2 separate regions of the Homo sapiens genome follow, and region 2 is linked to region 1. A link is a loop called in an ENCODE intact Hi-C map of the cell type or tissue named here. Cell type or tissue: breast epithelium. All regions are shown on one strand. Each heading gives the region's core, and the rest is flanking DNA. Links, peaks and the distances in the headings are about the cores only.

The links. A loop is a pair of places that touch in the nucleus more often than their neighbours do. Peaks named below come from ENCODE experiments on the same cell type or tissue, not always from the same donor. Only the 100,000 strongest peaks of a DNase experiment are listed, where the experiment ranks them.
Region 2: it touches region 1 in a loop (14-fold over the local background); 1 of 110 quality-filtered maps calls a loop at or near these places.

Annotation. Positions count from the first base shown.
Region 1 is chr3:195,587,170-195,597,400 of GRCh38, reverse strand. No RefSeq gene overlaps it. Among named protein-coding and RNA genes, the nearest start is that of APOD, 8.3 kb to the right of the region's middle. RefSeq lists a cis regulatory region at 540 and an enhancer at 456-625. In breast epithelium, for the core only: no CTCF peak of the experiment used is centred there; no DNase peak of the experiment used is centred there; H3K4me3 peaks cover 226 bases; H3K27ac peaks cover 3,542 bases.
Region 2 is chr3:195,502,296-195,512,526 of GRCh38, reverse strand. No RefSeq gene overlaps it. Among named protein-coding and RNA genes, the nearest start is that of PPP1R2, 36 kb to the left of the region's middle. In breast epithelium, for the core only: no CTCF peak of the experiment used is centred there; no DNase peak of the experiment used is centred there.

The DNA of each region.
Region 1 (10,231 bases), core at 2,424-7,423:
TGATGACTTAAGCTGGGCCTAGAACCCTCATGTCTTGGCTCACAGACCTGTGCTCTTTCCATAAGCCCTGACTTGAAGAGGATTCCTTAACTGAACTGTTATGAGATTCTCACAGATTCAGTCTCTTGGTGTGGATAATAATGACCTATCAAGATACCAAAAGTGAAATAAGACAAAATAGGATCTATCTTAGTTGGTTATAACATTGTCAAGAGAAGCCTGCAAACTGCCTCATTCCCAAGAGTCTCAGAGGATCTGGGTAGGGTCTTGCAACATAGAGGGTGAGTTTAGTCTGTGAGTTCTTCCTTCCCCTGCTGTCCACCCAGTGACATTCACAGCATGGTTTGTCCCTAATAGTGTTTAGCTCTGGATCTGTATTAAATCACAGATGCTTAGAAACATAAAGGGCCTTAAAGAGCGTGTAGTCTATCCAACTCTCTACGTGCAAGTGAGATCATATATGTTAGAAGTAGACACAGATCTCAGGCAGCCTCCTGACAGTGAAACCTACAGCTGTGTCCATGGATCCCAGTGAGACCGGGAGATTTGGCAGTTGTCCAGTTGGTTGATATAGTTAGAAGTTGAGCTGTAAAATTTTTTTGTTTTTTTTTGAGATGGAGTCTTGCTGTGTTGCCAGGCTGGAGTGCAGTGGCACGATCTCAGCTCACTGCAACCTCTGACTCCGGGGTTCAAGAGATTCCCCTGCCTCAGCCTCCTGAGTAGCTGGGACTTCAGGCATGTGCCACCACGACTGGCTAATTTTTTGTATTTTAGTAGAGACGGAGTTTCACCATGTTGGCCAGGATGGTCTCAATCTCCTGACCTCGTGATCCGCCTGCCTCAGCCTTCCAAAGTGCTGGGATTACAGGTGTGAGCCACCACGCCCGGCCAGAAGTTGAGCTATATAATTTCAGCTGGAATGTTCACTATGCCACGTGAATTAGTCTACTTGCCAGTCTACATGGCAGGGTTCCATTAGTAGAAGTGGAAAGCACCCTCTGCTCCTCCGATTTCCAAATCTAAAGCCTGTGGCCCTCTCTCTGTTCTGCAGGATGTCCTAATGTGGTCATTTATCCCCTGGGCCTCTTCCTAGTCCCACGCTGTCCCTGGACCAGAGATGTGTTTCCTCCCAGCCCATCACAAATGCTTTGGGGGGCCTGGGACAGTGACCTGGGCTGGGCTGACCCTACCACTCCATCTGCATCTGCTCACAGGGACAGTGCTTCCTTTGTACCGTTGTTTGGGTGGTTTTTTTTTTTTAATTTTTGGTTGGGTTTGTTTATTTTTTACTTTTCCTTCTCCTCCTTTTCAAACCAAGTCCCTCAGAGCCTCAGCTGAAGCCAGCCCACCCAAGCGCATCCCTGCAACAGAACTTGTAATAATTCCCTAAGCAGTCCATGGACATCTTCCCAAACAGCCCTCCTACAGCAGAGGGTTCTGGGAAACCTAGTCACTTCCGCTCACATGGAGGCACCTGCCTCTGGGGACTTCCACAGCCCTGATCCTTGGATAGGAGAATGAAGACACAGGCCTGGGGGGGTGTTGGGGAGTGGGTTATGTTGATACCTAAATCTTCAGGCCACTCATCAGCTGGGTCCTTCTGAGTGAGTTAGGGTAACTTTCAAGAAAGTGAAATTCTCAGCCTGGAATTTATGACAACATGACCATCTCAGACCAAATTACGGAGAAAAATGTCAAAGTGTGTGTTCACTCCTTAGGGCTGTGAAAGGCCCAGGAGCCATTCTTCAGATGAGCCTCTTGGCCCTTAAAATCGTAAGCCTTCTATTTATGATCGAACTTTTCCTATTTGAAGCACATTCACTGAGCCAAATCTTTCTGTCACATATTTTGCTTTTAAAAGTTGAGTTTGTTTGATTTCCTAAATTTTTGTTATTTCTAACTATATCAAAGCAGCCCAGTTCAAAGAAACAGAATGTACCAGGGAAGCAGACATTTGATCATTAAAGGCAAAATGAATCTAAGTCACGTCTACTTGAGTTCTCATGACACCAAAAACAGAAAGATCCCTGTCCTACCTTAAGTCCATAGGCTTTTTGTCCTGGAGACCAGGGTCCCTCTGTGGTCTCAAGGTACCCAGGGTGCTATGCTGCATGGCTGAGCTGGGCACCTAAGACGCCAAGAGTCCCTAACCTTGCCCTTCTCTTGAGTGGAGGTGGCCAAAGGAGGGGGGTACATAAGAGACCACTTACTGCCCCTGGATGGGCAGAACAGAGTTGCCCAGGCCCTGTCAGGACAGGATGCAGAATTCCTGACTCTTGGGGAGTTTGTCTAGTTAATGACCATGTCCAGCTTCTGGTATAAAGACTACTTGGCAATCCCCTGCTCCCAGAGAAAGAGGGATCATTACTGAGGCTACAGGCAGGAGACTGGAGCAACTATTCAGAGGGAAAAGGAGCTAGAATAGCAAACTCCACAAGGACAAGGTATTATTTTGTACCCCACATCTTCTGGGTATCTAGAAAAATGCCTGGTCCTCAGGAAGTACTCAGTAAATGTTAAACTAATAAAACATTACTTTCTGAGAACATGTCAAAGATTTAGGCCTGGGGTTGGGAGACACAGAAAGAAGTATCCAGAGAATCTCAGTCAGTCTCAAAATTATGGCTCGACAGAGAAATTCCCTTCAATCCAAACCCAGGTCCTAATGCGGCTCCCTTGAAGGCTGTGACATGTGTGGTGAGCTTAGTGGATCTCATACCTCCTCATGTCAAATTAGATGGTAGCCTGAGCTCATGCATTGCCACTGAGGCAGGAGAGAGGGGACAGAGTAGAAATATTGGAGTCTGAATGGACAGGATGTGGAAACTCACAGTATGTGGGTACTGAAGGAAGTGAATTAGAGATGGGCATAATAGAGGGCGACCCTCTTCCCAGGGTTGCTGTAAGGAGTAGTAAATGAACACACAGTGCTTCATGCCATACGGTAGGTTCTTTTTTTGGGGGTGGGGGGCAACGGCATCTTACTCTGTCACCCAGGCTGGAGTGCAATAGCGCAGTCTCGGCTCACTGCAACCTCCACCTCCCGGGTCCAAGTGATTCTCCTATCTCAGCCTCCCAAGTAGCTGAGATTACAGGCGCCCACCACCAAGCCTGGCTAATTTTTGTATTTTTTAGTAGAGACGGGGTTTCACCATGTTGGCCAGGATGGTCTCCATCTGACCTTGTGATCCGCCTGCCTTGGCCTCCCAAAGTGCTGGGATTACAGGCGTGAGCCACCGCGCCCGGCCTGTAAGTTCTTTTTTTTTTTGAGATGGAGTCTTGCTTTGTCGCCCAGGCTGGAGTGCAGTGGTGTGATCTCCGCTCACTGCAACCTCCACCTCCTGGGTTCAAGCAATTCTCCTGCCCCAGTCTCCCGAGTAGCAGGGTTTACAGGCATGCACCACCATGCCTGGCTAATTTTTTTTTTTTTTTTTTGTGACAGAGTCTCACTCTGTCGCCAGGCTGGAGTGCAGTGGTGCAATCTCGGCTCACTGCAAACTCCGCATTCTGGGTTCAAGAGATTCTCCTGCCTCAGCCTCCCAAGTAACTGGGATTACAGGCATGTGCCACCATGCCTGGCTAATTTTTGTATTTTTAGTAGAGACAGGGTTTCACTATATTGGCCAGGCTGGTCTTGAACTCCTGACCTCGTGATCCGCCCACCTCGGCCTCCCAAAGTGCTGGGATTACAGATGTAAGCCATCATGCCCGGCCCTAGAATCAGTACTGTTAAGAGAATTAATTGAGAGGCCACTAGGCTGAGATGGCTCCAGGGCCTTGAGTTCCTATGTAACCAACTGAAACCCAACTCAGAAGGAATGGTTTTAACCTAGGAAAACAAAATTTAAGATTAACCAATTAGGAACCACAAACTAACCTCTAACGAGGGACTTTGCACATTAACCAATCAAATATTTTCTTTGTCTTGCTTCCATGAGCACCTTATAAAAGATTTTCCCTTGCACCCCTTTGCTGGAGCCCTGAACCACTTGTTGTGTTATTGTTCGATTCATGAATCACTGTCTGCTCAAGTAAACTCTTTAAAATGTTCATGTGCCTAAGTTTATCATTTAATGTTAAGTATTTGTAGCCAGAGTAAAGGACCACTGGTCTGAGGAGGGGTCACTAACACAAGTGTGGAAAAGAAAAGCACAAAGATTACTATTAATATCTCACTCAACCAATAATTCTGGAAATGGGCTCTCAGTCCCTAGACAAGGTCTATGGGATCCAGGGGTGCACTGCTCTATTCTAGAATACGTAGTGGGTCCACTGTATTTCTTAGCCCCCCTCCAAATCTGGAAAGCAGTGAAATCTGTGGTTCTTAGTCACCTCCTCTTCCTTGTACCCACCCACTTGCCCCTCTAAGAGATGTAGCCCGTGAAAAACCCTTGCCATTCTTAATGGAGGGCGCTGTGATTCTCAAACCTGGTAATACTCTTTACATAGCCCTGATGAGGAGCCACTGGTAAATACTAATTCCAGAAAACTTAAAAGAAGCCTTCCAGGCCACACACAAACTCTAGACACAGTACAATACCACTTTTGACAAAGTAGATCGTGAATACATACAGACATACATACATAAAACATGGTCATTTTCTTACAGACTTCAGTGAAGACATAGAAATCCTGTTCTTCACATTTGGACATGGCTCAGTCCAAGAGGGAGAGGGATTGCTGACACTGGGCTGAGAGGCTGGCCAGTAGCTCCCATTCACAGACAGTGCGTGCAGAAGAGCTTTGTCAGTGTCTAACAAACCAAGAAACACATCTTTTGGAGCCAGACAGATCCAGGTGTGAATCTCGGTTAGGCCACTCACTATGCCATGTGGAGCAAGCTCGTTGACCTCTGTGAGCCTGTTATCTCCCCCAGAAGATGGCTATCATCATACGTACCTTACATGGTTTCTACTGGTACAAGAGAGAAACACACATAAACTGCCTAGCACAATGAGTGTCCACATCTGATACTGGCTGATCACTCAGTGATACCTCTCTGAACCAGAACTTATCCTAACGTCACACTTTTTGATCAGAAACCGTGTTGTAGGAGTGGAAATGACGTGAGAGACAGGAGGATGGTCCAGGTCACAGTTCCTCTCCTGCTCCCATCCTCTCCCTCCCTCCTTCTCCTTTCTCTCTCGAGGCAGCACATGGCTTCCAAGACATCTCAGGCTGCAGCCTGCTCCTGCCTCTCAGGAGTGGTCCCCAACTCCACTTATGAGTGTGTGGATGTGACAGCCCTGCTACCCAGATGATGACAGCATGTGAGGCCCAAGAGCCTGGGTGTCTCCCTCCAGGGGCCTGGGCCCCAGCCCACTTGCGATGGTTCCATTGCCTCTTGTTTATTGACCCCTCTGACCCAGCATTGAGAAACTTCCCTTAATTCCTCCACACCCAGATGGACTTGGTTAAGAGAATCCCAATCCCAGAAGGGACACTAATGGAAATGACAGAATGTTGAGTCAAGCTGGGACCCCACAGATCTTCTGGCAGCATTTCAACCCTTTCTGTGCCGTGTGCCCCTTTGACAGCTTGGCAAAAAAATATCCATAAATACATAAAATAAAAGACATGAGATCACAAAGGAATTCAATTATCTTGAAAAACAATTCTACCCAACTTCCTATGGACATCCATGGATTTCAGATGATCAACACCTGACAGCCAAACCTCTTGCTGAAAACTTAGGAAACTCTCCAAGGTCACTCAGCGAAGAAGTGAGAGGCCTTGGACAGGAACCCCATCTCCTTATTCCTGCACCTGTGCTTTTGTGTTTTTTACTAATTTAATATTTCAGGAAACTAAGAAAAACAAAACAGAAATCTTGCTGCCTCTGCTTTGAAAACTGAATTTCATCCATGTGGGAAGGTGTGGAGGAAACCCTGCTGGCCCTCAGAGTATTCATAAGAACTGACCTTGCTTTATCCAGGATTGCAACACCAGGCAAATATTATTTCTCGGTAAACATCTGGAAAAGCTTAGGGTCACAGTAAATTGGTGGAGGATTTGGCCAGGGCACTGGTGACTGGTTGAGACGCCCAACTCCTAAACGTGGTGGGCAGCACTGTTGGATTGTGGACTGAGTAGATGGGTCAATTCCTCTGCTTTCAGGAGGTCAGGGTCAGGGAGTCTGGAACACTGGCCTCTGAGCCTGCTACCGACGTCTCGGCCCTCAACTCTTGTTAGGAATTAGTGAGCAGTTGGTGCCCCCTTGTTCTGCTGGGAAGACTGGCAGGTATTTAACCTGAGAGCATTAACCCCTGGCCCATCTCCCAGCTGAGCCCTTTCACTCCTTTCTCTCCCTGCTGGGGTAAGAGAATGTAATGGATAAAAGCATGAGTTTGGTCAGGGTTTAAATTCTCACTTCATCGCTTCAGAAAAGTTGCATGGCCATCTCCCCCTCCCCTCTGTTTGTTTGTTTGTTTTTTGAACTGGAGTCTCACTCTGTCACTCAGGCTGGAGTACAGTGGCACCATCTCGGCTCACTGCAACCTCCGCCTCCCGGGTTCAAGTGATTCTCCTGCCTCAGCCTCCCGAGGAGCTGGGATTACAGGCGCCCGCCACCACCCCCTGCTAATTTTTGTATTTTTAGTAGAGACGGAGTTTCATCATGTTGGCCAGGCTGGTCTGGAACTCCTGACCTCAAGTGATCCACCTGCCTCCGCCTCCCAAAGTGCTGGGATTATAGGCGTGAGCCACTGCACCTGGCCCTCTCTGTGTTTTTATCCCTCTAATGGGAATAGTAGTCATGCCTGCCTTTTAGGGTGTAGCAACAATTAGAGCTAAGGTACAGAAAGCACCTACACAGGACCTGATGTGTTGCATTCTGCATTCTGTGGTTAGGAGTCATTATTCTAATAAGCTCTGGGTTGCACCTTCCACACTGTTGTGGGAAGTCAGGGACCCTGAATGGAGGGACCAGCTGGAGCTGCAGCAGAGGAACATAAATTGTGAAGATTTCATGGACATTTATCAGTTCCCAAATAATACTTTTCTAATTTCTTATGCCTGTCTTTACTTTAATCTCTTAATCCTGTTATCTTCATAAGCTGAGGATATACGTCACCTCAGGACCACTGTGATAATTGTGTTAACTGTACAAATTGATTGTAAAACATGTGTGTTTGAAAAATATGAAATCAGTGCACCTTGAAAAAGAACAGAATAACAGTGATTTTTAGGGAACAAGGGAAGACAACCATAAGGTCTGACTGCCTGCGGGGTTGGGCAAAAAGAGCCACATTTTTCGTCTTGCAGAGAGCCTATAAATGGACGTGCAAGTAAGAAAGATATCGCTGAATTCTTTTCCTAGCAAGGAATATTAATATTAATACCCTGGGAAAGGAATGCATTCCTGGGGGGAGATCTATAAACAGCCGCTATGGGAATGTCTGTCTTATGCGGTTGAGATAAGGACTGAGATATGCCCTGGTCTCCTGCAGTACCCTCAGGCTTATTAGGGTGGGGAAAAGCTCTGCCTTGGTAAATTTGTGGTCAGACTGGTTCTCTGCTCTTGAACCCTGTTTTCTGTTGTTTAAGATGTTTATCAAGACAATATGTGCACTGCTGAACATAGACCCTTATCTGTGGTTCTGCTTTTGCCCTTTGTCCTGTTCCCTCAGAGGCATGTGATCTTTGTTAGACCCTTATTAGTAGTTCTGCTTTTTGCCTTTTGAAGCATGTGATCTTTGTACCTACTCCCTGCTTTACATCCCCTCCCCTTTTGAAACCCTTAATAAAAAACTTGCTGGTTTGAGGCTCGGGTGGGCATCACGTTCCTACTGATATGTGATGTCACCCCCAGCAGCCCAGCTGTAAAATTCCTCTCTTTGTACTCTTTCTCTTTATTTCTCAGCTGGCTGACACTTATGGAAAATAGAAAGAACCTGCATTGAAATATTGGGGGCGGGTTCCCCCGATACCACACTGTGTCCCTTACAAATAAAGCAGGTGCTAAGGCAGGTGTTGTTAGCCAAGTGGATGTGTTCAGAAAAGACCCTCCACCATCATCAGAGCAGACCTATTTCTCCCACACATCTCAGCAAAGTACATGACTTGACCACAGTCACACAAAGAGAAAATCCTGTCTCAGCTTCTTCCTGATCTACACAGCTCCTTCATCTGGGTGTTTACTCTCTGCCTTCCTCTTGTTTCTACAGACACAGAACCTTCCTTTCTCTCCAAAGCCAGCACCTCCACCTGCACTCTGGATCCCTCCCCTCTCTCCTGCAGATTTTTCCTCTACTAGATCGTCCCTCTGTGCATGCTCTAAGCATCTCCCTTAACCTGCAGGTCTCTGTTCAACTACTATTTCTCTACTTTCCTTCACAGGTAAAGAGCATTGCTGCCTCCTCTTTCCCTCCTCAACCCACTCCAACTGGACTTCTGCCCTCCCTGCTCCCCCTGCCTCTTTTCTTGGCTCCTTCTTCTCTGCTCAGTCTCTGAAGGTTAGAGGGTACCAGGGATCTGTCCTGGGCATCCTTTTTTTCCATTTCTAAATGTCCTCCCTTAGTGTTCCCATCCAGTCTCATGGCTTTGAAGACCATGTATGTTCTGATGACTTCCCAATCTCTATCTCCAGCCCTGATTTTCCCCCAAACTTCACTTGAATATCTAATTGCTTTCTTAACATTTTCACTTAGATGTCTGATGGGGCAACTCAAACATAGCTTATCCATAAAGAACTTGAGTTCTTCTCCCAGACTCACCCTCCAGGCTTCCCATCTGTAGCAGCTGGCAGGTGCGTTCACCTGATTTTTCAACCTTTACATCTAAGAGCCAGTCTCGATTCCCGGCTTTCCTCATCTTCCACCTGCGGCCCATCAGCAAGTCTTGTCCACTTTATCTCCAAAGCACATTCCAAATTTGCCCACTTCTCTCCATCTGTATGCTAATCACTCTAGCCCAAACCACCATCAAACTATTTCCCAAATGACCACAGGGGCTCCTCAGCTGATCCATCTGTAACCATTTTATTCTCCATTCTTGATAGTCAAGCCCAAATAACCATGTCATGCTCTTGCCTAAAACCTTCCCATGACTCCTACTGTACTTGAAATAAAATTCAAGGTCCTCAAAGCAAGATAGATTCTGGTTTCTGTCTACCTCTCCACACTCACTTCCTCCTCACCTCTGCTCCAGCCAAACTGGTCTCTCCATTTCTTAAAAACTTAATGTCTGTTCCCACCTTAGGACCCCTGCACTGGCAGTTCTTCCTGGAACACTCTTCCTTTGGTGTTTGAATGACTGGTTCCCATTCATCACTCACATCTCAGCTGAAATGTCAGTATTCAAAGAGACTCTTCCTGACCACCAGACCGAAGTGGGCACCCTTCACTTCCTATCACGTCATCCTATTCTCTTTTCTAACCTCCCAGAGGAGAGTCACACAGATAGACAGGAAAAATAGGTACTCTCCCTCCTCAACCCACTCTAATTAGGTATTTTTCCTGTCTGTCTGTCTATCTCGCCTCTGGGAGGTAAGTCCCACAAGGGCTGAGACATTGTCTTTCTTCTTTACCACTATATCTGCAGGACTCAGAACAGTGCCCCGCACCCCCGTGTGTGTGTGTGTGTGTGTGTGTGTGTGTGTGTGTGTGTATACATACAGCAACGTAGTGTTGCTATATGTTGTTGAATGCGTGAATGAATGGATAAATAAATTAGTAACAGAGCTAGGACCAGAACCCAGGCCTCCTGCCCCCAGTCCAGTGTTCTTCCCTGCATGCCATATCAAGCTGCTGTTTTCACCAGTTTGATTGCTGTCTTCCTGTTGACCAGATGCTTGGCACCATTAAACTTTCAACTAGTTCCAGAGCCCAGTGAGAAGGGAAATGGCCACCAGGGCACAGGAGGGAGAGGAAAGAGGGCCTCTGAATGAATAATGAGGTCTATAACAAGCCCAGCAAGGACTGAGAATCTAGCATATTCTATTATTCATTCCATCATTCACGGAATATTTAGTAAACACTTACGTGTCAGGCATCATGTAAGGTGCCAGGGATAAAAAGACAATCCTACTTGGGTGGATCTGACCGTCTCCAGAAGGAGATGGAGGCATAAGCATAGTGTAATGAGTGAGGACAGGGTGACATGTGCCATGAAAACACAAAGCAGATGGGAGAACGCTGCGTGGGGTGGGCTAGGAATCCAGAAGATGACCCAGGGAGGGGGACATTTGAGCCGAGTCTTAAAGAGTGAAGGTGCACTACTGAAACCTCTCAGT
Region 2 (10,231 bases), core at 2,641-7,640, 85 kb after region 1:
AGACACTCTCAATTGAAAAATAAGCATTTTATCATAGGGCACTGTGCCAAGCTAAATTGGGAAATACACACATAAGATTATTTCCCTGCCTTTAAAGAGTTTCAAGCTTAGGTGTGCAGAGCAGAGAGGGAGCGCTGCTTTGCAAGAACAAGGAAGGAGTAAGAAGACATTCACCCTCTGCAGCCATTCTCAGGAGGCCTTTCTGGTAGGTGAGACTGAGAAGGCTGGGCTAGCAAGCCACTGCCATTTATCAGAGTTTTATGTGGATTTTCTTCGTACCAAATGAAGATCTCCGATATGTTTGGTTTGGCTCTGTGTCCCCACCCAAACCTCACATTGAATTGTAATCCCCATTGTTGGGGAGGGACCCAATAGGAGGTGATTGGATCATGGGGGTAGATTTCCCCCTTGTTGTTCTTGTGATGAGGAGTGAGTTCTCAGGAGAGTTAGTTGTTTAAAAGTGTGTAGCACTTACTCCTTTTCTCTCTCTCTCCTGCCACATGTGAAGATGTCCCTACTTCCCCTTTGCCTTCCACCATGATTGTAGGTTTCCTGAGGCCTCCCAGTCATGCTTCTTGTTAAGCCTGTGGAACTGTGAATTAATTCAACCTCTTTTTTAAATAAATAACCCAGTCTCAGGTAGTTCTTTATAGCAGTGTGAGAACAGACTAATACAATGTCTCTAGTCACCTACCTCAAAATTTTTCCTAAGCAAGACAGTTCTCACAAAAATCAGAAATGTCAGATGATTTTTAACACAAAAGCCTGGTACAAATGTTGGATTTCAGAAGTTGAAGCAGATTTGTGGATTGTTGCCATTTAAGCTTCTGCTGCTGTTTTAATAATCCCTAAGTTGATTTACTGGGGGACAAGGGGCTGGGGAAGGAAGGGCTGGGTCAAAACCACAATATGGAAGTCTTGCTTTAGCTTGAAACTGTCTTAGGAAATGTGCTTTGGTTCACTGCTAACTTTGAAAAGCAAACTGGTCCCTGCTTCCCCAAGTAGGAGTGTCTGAGTCTTTGTGTGTATTTTAGAGACAGAGGCTCACTCTATTGCCCAGGCTGGACTCAACTCCTGGTTTCAAGGGATCCTCCCACCTCAAGCCTCCCCAGGAGCTGGGACTACAAGTACACACAGCTATACCCAGCATTTTTTTTTTTTTTTTTTTTTTTTTTTTGGAGAACAGAGTCTCGCTCTGTCGCCCAGGCTAGAGCACAATGGTGTGATTTCAGCTCACTGCAACCTCTGCCTCCCAGGTTCAAGTGATCCTCCCACCTCAAGCCTCCCGCGTAGCTGGGACTACAGGCACGCACCACTGCCCAGCTAATTTTTGTATTTTTAGTAGAGATGGCGTTTTGCCATGTTGGCCAGGCTGGTCTTGAACTTCTGGCCTCAAGTGATCCACCTCCCAAAGTGCTGGGATTACAGGCATGAACCACTGTGCCCGGCCAATGCCCAGCTTTTTTTTTTTTTTTTTTTTTTTTTTGAGATGAAGCCTTGCTCTGTTGCCCAGGCTGGAGTGCAGTGGTGTGATCTTGGCTCACTGCAAGCTCCACCTCCCAGTTTCACGCCATTCTCCTGCCTCAGCCTCCTGAGTAGCTGGGACTACAGGCGCCTGCCACCACACCTGGCTAATTTTTTTTTTTTTTTTTTTTTTTTTGTATTTTTAGTAGAGACGGGGTTTCACTGTGTTAGCCAGGATGGTCTTGATCTCCTGACCTTGTGATCCGCCTGCCTTGGCCTCCCAAAGTGCTGGGATTACAGGCGTGAGCCACCGCACCCGGCCCTATGCCCAGCTTTTGAGAGTTAGTTTTTCATGGTAAATCACAAAGTATGTAATCCAATCTAGGACTCTTAAAAACAGTCCTGGGAGATGGGGTGGAATTGAACAGATTACTAAGTAAATTGAACCCAGAATAATATTCTCTATTACTCTAAGCTTCAAGCATTGTTCTGTAGACCTAGAGTCTGAAATTTTCTGGACTCAGTGAGGACACACTGATAAAGCTGAGAGGAAAAGATGTTTGTTTTTTAGAACATTATTAAACCTTTATTAAGCACCAAGTATGTGCTCAGGAATTTTGCTGGGGAATGAATGCACATTGAAAAGGTAAATAAAAAGTGGTTCTTAGAACAAAGATATATAATCACTGTGACAAAAAGCAAAATATATATAAAAGAGGTAGAACAGAAGAATCACGATGTCTATTGCTTACATGTCTTACATGTCTTATGTATATCATAAACATCATGTTCGAAACTGAGTTTTTTTCCTCCAAACTGTTCTTTTTTTTTTTTTCCTGAGACAGAATCTTGCTCTGTTGCCCAGCTGGAGTGCAGTGGCAGGATCTCGGCTCACTGCAACCTCTACCTCCCTGGTTCAAGGAATTCCCCTGCTTCAGCCTCCCAAGTAGCTGGAATTACAGTGCAAGCCACCACGCCTGGCTAATTTTTTTGTATTTTTTAGTAGGGACGGGGTTTCACCATGTTAGTCAGACTGGTCTCAAACTCCTGAGCTCAGGCAATCTGCCTGCCTCGGCCTCCCAGAGTGCTGAGATTACAGGTGTGAGCCACCACACCCGGCCCCTCCCAACTATTCTTAATAGCTCTATCCCCCACTCCAAACACTCTCCCAAAATCAATAACTGAGCACCACATTGTCTACCTTGATTCATTTCTTTCTCTCAAATACTCAAATCCAGTCCATACCTTCATCATGTATCTAAATCTCTCACCATCTTCAGTCTCTACTGTAGATACCTTAGTCAAGCCATCATACTTTTTAAAAAACTTTTTAAGAGGCAGAGTCTTGCTCGGTTGCCCGTGCTGGAGTATAGTGGCACATTTATAACTCACTGCATCCTAAAACTCATGGACTCAATTGATCCTCTCACCTCAGCCTCCCAAGTGGCTAGGACTATAGGGATGTGCCACTATGCCTAGCTAATTTTAAAACATTTTGTAGAGAGGGGGTTTTGCTAGGTTACCCAGGCTGGTCTTGAACTCCTAGCTTCAAGTGATCCTCCTGCGACAGCTTTCCAAAGTGCTGGGATTACAGGAATGAGCCACTGCACCCAGCTTTCCAGTCCTTTTTTTTTTTTTTTTTTGAGACGGAGTCTCGCTCTGTCCCCCAGGCTGGAGTGCAATGGTGTGATCTCAGCTCACTGCAACTTTGCCTCCCGGGTTCACGCCATTCTCCTACCTCAGCCTCCCGAGTAGCTGCGACTACAGGCGCCCGGCTAATTTTTTTTTTTTTTTGTATTTTTAGTAGAGACGGGGTTTCACCATGTTAGCCAGGATGGTCTCGATCTGACCTCATGATCCGCCCGCCTGAGCCTCCCAAGGTGCTGGGATTACAGGCGTGAGCCCCCACGCCCAGCCTCCAGTCCATTTTTTAAAAAGCAGTAAGTGTTGCTGTCCTACTTAAAGCCTTTCAGCAATTTCTCTACCATCCTTAAGAATGAGTCCAGGTGTCTTAGACTGACTGACAAAACTTTGTACTGGCTCCCACATACCTGTTCAAATTTTTTGTGCCACTCCTACTTAATTATTTCAGTCATTAGAAATTTTGTTTTGGTTTTTTATTCAGTTTGTACAGTTTACTAAGTTTCTCTTCTCTGTTAGGGCCTAGATACTAGCAAGCCCCTCTGCTGGAAATGCTCTTTACTAATTTTTCATGCAACTTTTCTGCTCATTCTTAGGTTCAAACGTAACTCCCCCAGAGGTGCTATTTCCTGCCTATTCCATGTAAAAAAGATGTCTTTCCTATGGTTCTCAGACTGTTTCCTCAACTTGTTGGTTTATTTGCTTGTTGCCTGGTTTCCTCACTAAATAAAAAGCTCCATGAAGACAGGAGCTCTTTCCCTTACTACAGTATTCTCAGAGCTTGGTATGGGCCAGCTCAATAGAACTCTCAACAAGTATGGCCAGAGTGAATAAAAGGATGATACCTGCTCATAATGTGATTCACCTTTTCCTTTCTATTAATGTTTCCTCATGTTTCATGTTTGAATATTAGAACCAGAAAGAAACCAAAAATCAGCTAATTTCCTTAGAAACCAGAAAGAAACCAGAAATAACTAATTTCCTTAATTTTTAGAGGCAAGCAAAGGGAAGTCAATATTACTCAACTGGTTCTTGGCAGAGGAGAGACTAGAATACAGTTACCCTGACTCTTCATTTTCACAATAAATCTCTCCTTGGACTGAACCACTGTGGCCCTGTCTCGCTTTGGTGGTTATCTTTTTTCCAGAGTGGAGAGTATTAAGAATTAACACATTCAGGATAATCTGAAAACAAGCTCTTACACTGAAGTAAAATTTCTCAAATCAGCTGAGGCCTTGTACCAAAACTCCAGCTTGTAAGCATTTTTGGAAATCTTGCTAGAGAGTGGTGCATTTTCCAATATTCAAAAACCAAACATAATCTTTACTCATTGACTCCAGCTTGTTCTTATGATGAACATTGATTATTGTTATATATATATATATATATATTTTTTTTTTTTTTTTTTTTTTTGAGACGGCGTCTCACTCTGTCGCCCAGGCTGGAGTGCAGTGGCGCGATCTCAGCTCACTGCAGCCTCCACCTCCTGGGCTCAAGCGATCCTCTCGCCTCAGCCCCCCAGTAACTGAGACTACAGGAATGTGCCATCATGCCCAGCTAATTTTTTTTTTTTTTTTTTTTGTATTTTTGGTGGGGATGGGGTTTCACCATGTTGCCCAGGCTGGTCTCAAACTCCTGAGCTCAAGCGATCTGCCCACCTCGGCCTCCGGCCTCCCAAAGTGCTGGGATTACAGGCACAAGTCACCATGCCTAACCCAGAACACTGATTATTATACTATCTGAAATACAGTCTTGTCCTCAAGAACCCATTGAAGGGATTCTTCCTGAGCTTTAACATGCTGGGCTTTTTCAACAGTAAGACATCTGAGGATCATTACCAGCTTAATGTGTGTGGGCTTTGTGACTGTTTTCCTTGATACCAAGAGGCTTCTTTTCATTTCGAGCCTCCTGTCTGTGTTTCTGGATGTTAGAAATTGCCAAAAATCTCTGACTAGGGTGAAGGGGTTGTTACTGAAATGTAATACCTCTTGAATGGTGACCAGCCCTGTTTCATGAACTCATTTAACACTTTTGGAAAAGATAGCAGTTCTCCACTTTTGTGCTCCAACTAGAACATGAGTCAAAGAAAGTTTTGTGATTTTTTTAAAATAAGCTTTATTTTTTAGAGCAGTTTTAGCTTCACAGCAAAACTGAGAGAAAACTACACAGATTTCTTATGTACCATCTGCCCTCACACATACATAACCTCCCCCATAACCAATATCCCCCACAAAGTGGTACATTTGTTATAATCAATGAACCTACAATGACACTGACCCAAAGTCCATAGTTTACATTTGGGTTCACTCTGGGTATACTACATTCTATGGGTTTGGACAAATGCATAATGATGTGTATCTACCACTGTGATGTCATACAGAGGAGCTGCGCTATATCTACCACTGTGATATACAGAGGAGCTTCACTATATCTACCACTGTGATATCATACAGAGGAGCTTCACTGTACCTACCACTGTGATATCACACAGAGGAGCTTCACTATATCTACTAATGTGATATCATACAGAGGAGCTTCACTATATCTACAACTGTGATATCATACGGGGGAGCTTCACTATACCTCCCACTGTGATATCACACAGAGGAGCTTCACTATATCTACCACTGTGATATCACACAGAGGAGCGTCACTGTATCTACCACTGTGATATCAGACAGAGGAGCTTCACTATATCTGCCACTGTGAAATCACACAGAGGAGCTTCACTATATCTACTACTGTGATATCATACAGGGGAGCTTCACTATATCTACCACTGTGATATCACACAGAGTAGCTTCACTATACCTAGCACTGTGATATCATACAGAGGAGCTTCACCATATCTACCACTGTGATATCACACAGAGGAGCTTCGCTGTGTCTACCACTGTGATATCATACAGAGGAGCTTCACCATATCTACCACTGTGATATCACACAGAGGAGCTTCGCTGTGTCTACCACTGTGATATCATACAGAGGAGCTTCACTATATCTACCACTGTGATATCATACAGAGGAGCTTCAGTATATCTACCACTGTGATATCACACACAGGAGCTTCACTATATCTGCCACTGTGATATACAGGGGAGCTTCACTATATCTACCACTGTGATATACACAGCAGCTTCACTATATCTACCACTGTGATATCATACAGAGGAGCTTCACTATATCTACCACTGTGATATCATACAGGGGAGCTTCACTGTATCTACCACTGTGATATCATACAGAGGAGCTTCACTATATCTACCACTGTGATATCACACAGAGGAGCTTCACTGTATGTACCACTGTGATATCACACAGAGTAGCTTCACTATATCTACCACTGTGATATCACACAGAGCAGCTTCACTATATCTACCACTGTGATATCCTACAGGGGATCTTCACTATATCTACCACTGTGATGTCACACAGAGGATCTTCACTATATCTACCACTGTGGTATCATACAGGGGAGCTTCACGATATCTATCACTGTGATATCATATAGGGGAGCTTCACTATATCTACCACTGTGATATCATACAGAGCAGCTTCATTATATCTACCACTGTGATATCCTACAGGGGATCTTCACTATATCTACCACTGTGATGTCACACAGAGGATCTTCACTATATCTACCACTGTGGTATCATACACGGGAGCTTCACGATATCTATCACTGTGATATCATATAGGGGAGCTTCACTATATCTACCACTGTGATATCACACAGAGGAACTTCACTATATCTACCACTGTGATATCATACACGGGAGCTTCACTAAATCTACCACTGTGATATCACACAGAGGAACTTCACTATACGTACCACTGTGATATCATACATGGGAGCTTCACTATATCTACTACTGTGACATCACACAGAGGAGCTTCACTATATCTACGACTGTGATATCATGCAGAGGAGCTTCACTATATCTACCACTGTGATATCACACAGAGGAGCTTCACTGTATCTACCACTGTGATATCATACAGAGCAGCTTCACTATATCTACCACTGTGATATCATACAGGGGAGCTTCTCTATAACTACCACTGTGATATCATACAGAGCAGCTGCACTGTTGATATCATACAGAGCAGCTTCACTATATCTCCCACTGTTATACAGAGCAGCTTCACTATATCTACCACTGTGATATCACACAGAGCAGCTTCACTATATCTACCAGTGTGATATCACACAGAGGAGCTTCACTATATCTACCACTGTGATATCATATAGAGGAGCTTCACTGTATCTGCCACTGTGATATCATACAGAGCTGCTTCACTGTATCTACCACTGTGATATCATACAGAGGAGCTTCACTATATCCACCACTGTGCTATCATACAGAGGAGCTTCACTATATCCACCACTGTGATATCATACAGGGTAGCTTCACTATATCTACCACTGTGATATCATACAGAGGAGCTTCATTGTATCTACCACTGTGATATCACACAGAGGAGCTGTGCTATATCTACCACTGCGATATCATACAGAGCAGCTTCAGTGTATCTACCACTGTGATATCATACAGGGGATCTTCACTGTATCTACCAGTGTTATATCATACAGAGCAGCTTCACTATATCTACCACAGTGATATCACAGAGACGAGCTTCACTGTATCTACCACTGTGATATCACACAGAGGAGCTTCACAGTATCTACCACTGTGATATCATACAGAGCAGCTTCACTGTATCTACCAGTGTGATATCACACAGAGGAGCTTCACTATATCTATCACTGTGATATCATACAGAGCAGCTTCACTGTATCTACCAGTGTGATATCACACAGAGGAACTTCACTATATCTACCACTGTGATATCATACAGAGCAGCTTCACTGTATCTACCACTGTGATATCACACAGAGGAGCTTCACTATATCTACCACTGTGATATCATACAGAGGAGCTTCACTATATCTACCTCTGTGATATTATACAGGGCAGCTTCATTATATCTACCACTGTGATATCATACAGAGGAGCTTCACTATATCCACCACTGTGATATCATACAGGGGACCTTCACTATATCTACCACTGTGATATCACACAGAGGAGCTTCATTGTATCTACCACTGTGATATCACACAGAGGAGCTGTGCTATAGCTACCACTGTGATATCATACAGAGCAGCTTCAGTGTATCTACCACTGTGATATCATACAGGGGAGCTTCACTATATCTACCACTGTTATATCATACAGAGCAGCTTCACTATATCTACCACTGTGATATCACACTGACAAGCTTCACTGTATCTACCACTGTGATATCACACAGAGGAGCTTCACAATATCTACCACTGTGATATCATACAGAGCAGCTTCACTGTATCTACCACTGTGATATCACACAGAGGAGCTTCACTATATGTACCACTGTGATATCACACAGAGGAGCTTCACTGTATCTTACCACTGTGATATCACATAGAGGATCTTCGCTGTATCTACCACTGTGATATCATACAGAGCAGCTTCACTATATCTACCACTGTGATATCATACAGGGGAGCTTCTCTATAACTAAAACTGTGATGATATACAGAGCAGCTCCACTATTGATATCATACAGAGCAGCTTCACTATATCTACCACTGTGAGATCACACAGAGGAGCTTCACTATATCTATCACTGTGATATCATATAGAGGAGCTTCACTGTATGTACCACTGTGATATCATACAGAGCTGCTTCACTGTATCTACCACTGTGATATCATACAGAGGAGCTTCACTATATCCACCACTGTGATATCATACAGAGGAGCTTCACTATATCTACCACTGTGATATCACACAGGGTAGCTTCACTATATCTACCACTGTGATATCATACAGAGGAGCTTCATTGTATCTACCACTGTGATATCACACAGAGGAGCTGTGCTATATCTACCACTGCGATATCATACAGAGCAGCTTCAGTGTATCTACCACTGTGATATCATACAGGGGATCTTCACTGTATCTACCAGTGTTATATCATACAGAGCAGCTTCACTATATCTACCACTGTGATATCACACAGACGAGCTTCACTGTATCTACCACTGTGATATCACACAGAGGAGCTTCACAATATCTACCACTGTGATATCATACAGAGCAGCTTCACTGTATCTACCAGTGTGATATCACACAGAGGAGCTTCACTATATCTATCACTGCGATATCATACAGAGCAGCTTCACTGTATCTACCAGTGTGATATCACACAGAGGAACTTCACTATATCTACCACTGTGATATCATACAGAGCAGCTTCACTGTATCTACCACTGTGATATCACACAGAGGAGCTTCACTATATCTACCACTGTGATATCATACAGAGGAGCTTCACTATATCTACCTCTGTGATATTATACAGGGCAGCTTCATTATATGTACCACTGTGATATCATACAGAGGAGCTTCACTATATCCACCACTGTGATATCATACAGGGGACCTTCACTATATCTACCACTGTGATATCACACAGAGGAGCTTCATTGTATCTACCACTGTGATATCACACAGAGGCGCTGTGCTGTAGCTACCACTGTGATATCATACAGAGCAGCTTCAGTGTATCTACCACTGTGATATCATACAGGGGAGCTTCACTATATCTACCACTGTTATATCATACAGAGCAGCTTCACTATATCTACCACTGTGATATCACACTGACAAGCTTCACTGTATCTACCACTGTGATATCACACAGAGGAGCTTCACAATATCTACCACTGTGATATCATACAAAGCAGCTTCACTGTATCTACCACTGTGATATCACACAAAGGATCTTCACTATATCTACCACTGTGATATCATACAGAGCAGCTTCACTGTATCTACCACTGTGATATCATACAAAGCAGCTTCACTGTATCTACCACTGTGATATCACACAAAGGATCTTCACTATATCTACCACTGTGATATCATACAGAGGAGCTTCACTATATCTACCACTGTGATATCATACAGAGGAGCTTCACTATTTCTACCACTGTGATATCACACAGAGGAGCTTCACTGTATGTACCACTGTGATATCACACAGAGCAGCTTCACTATATCTACCACTGTGATAT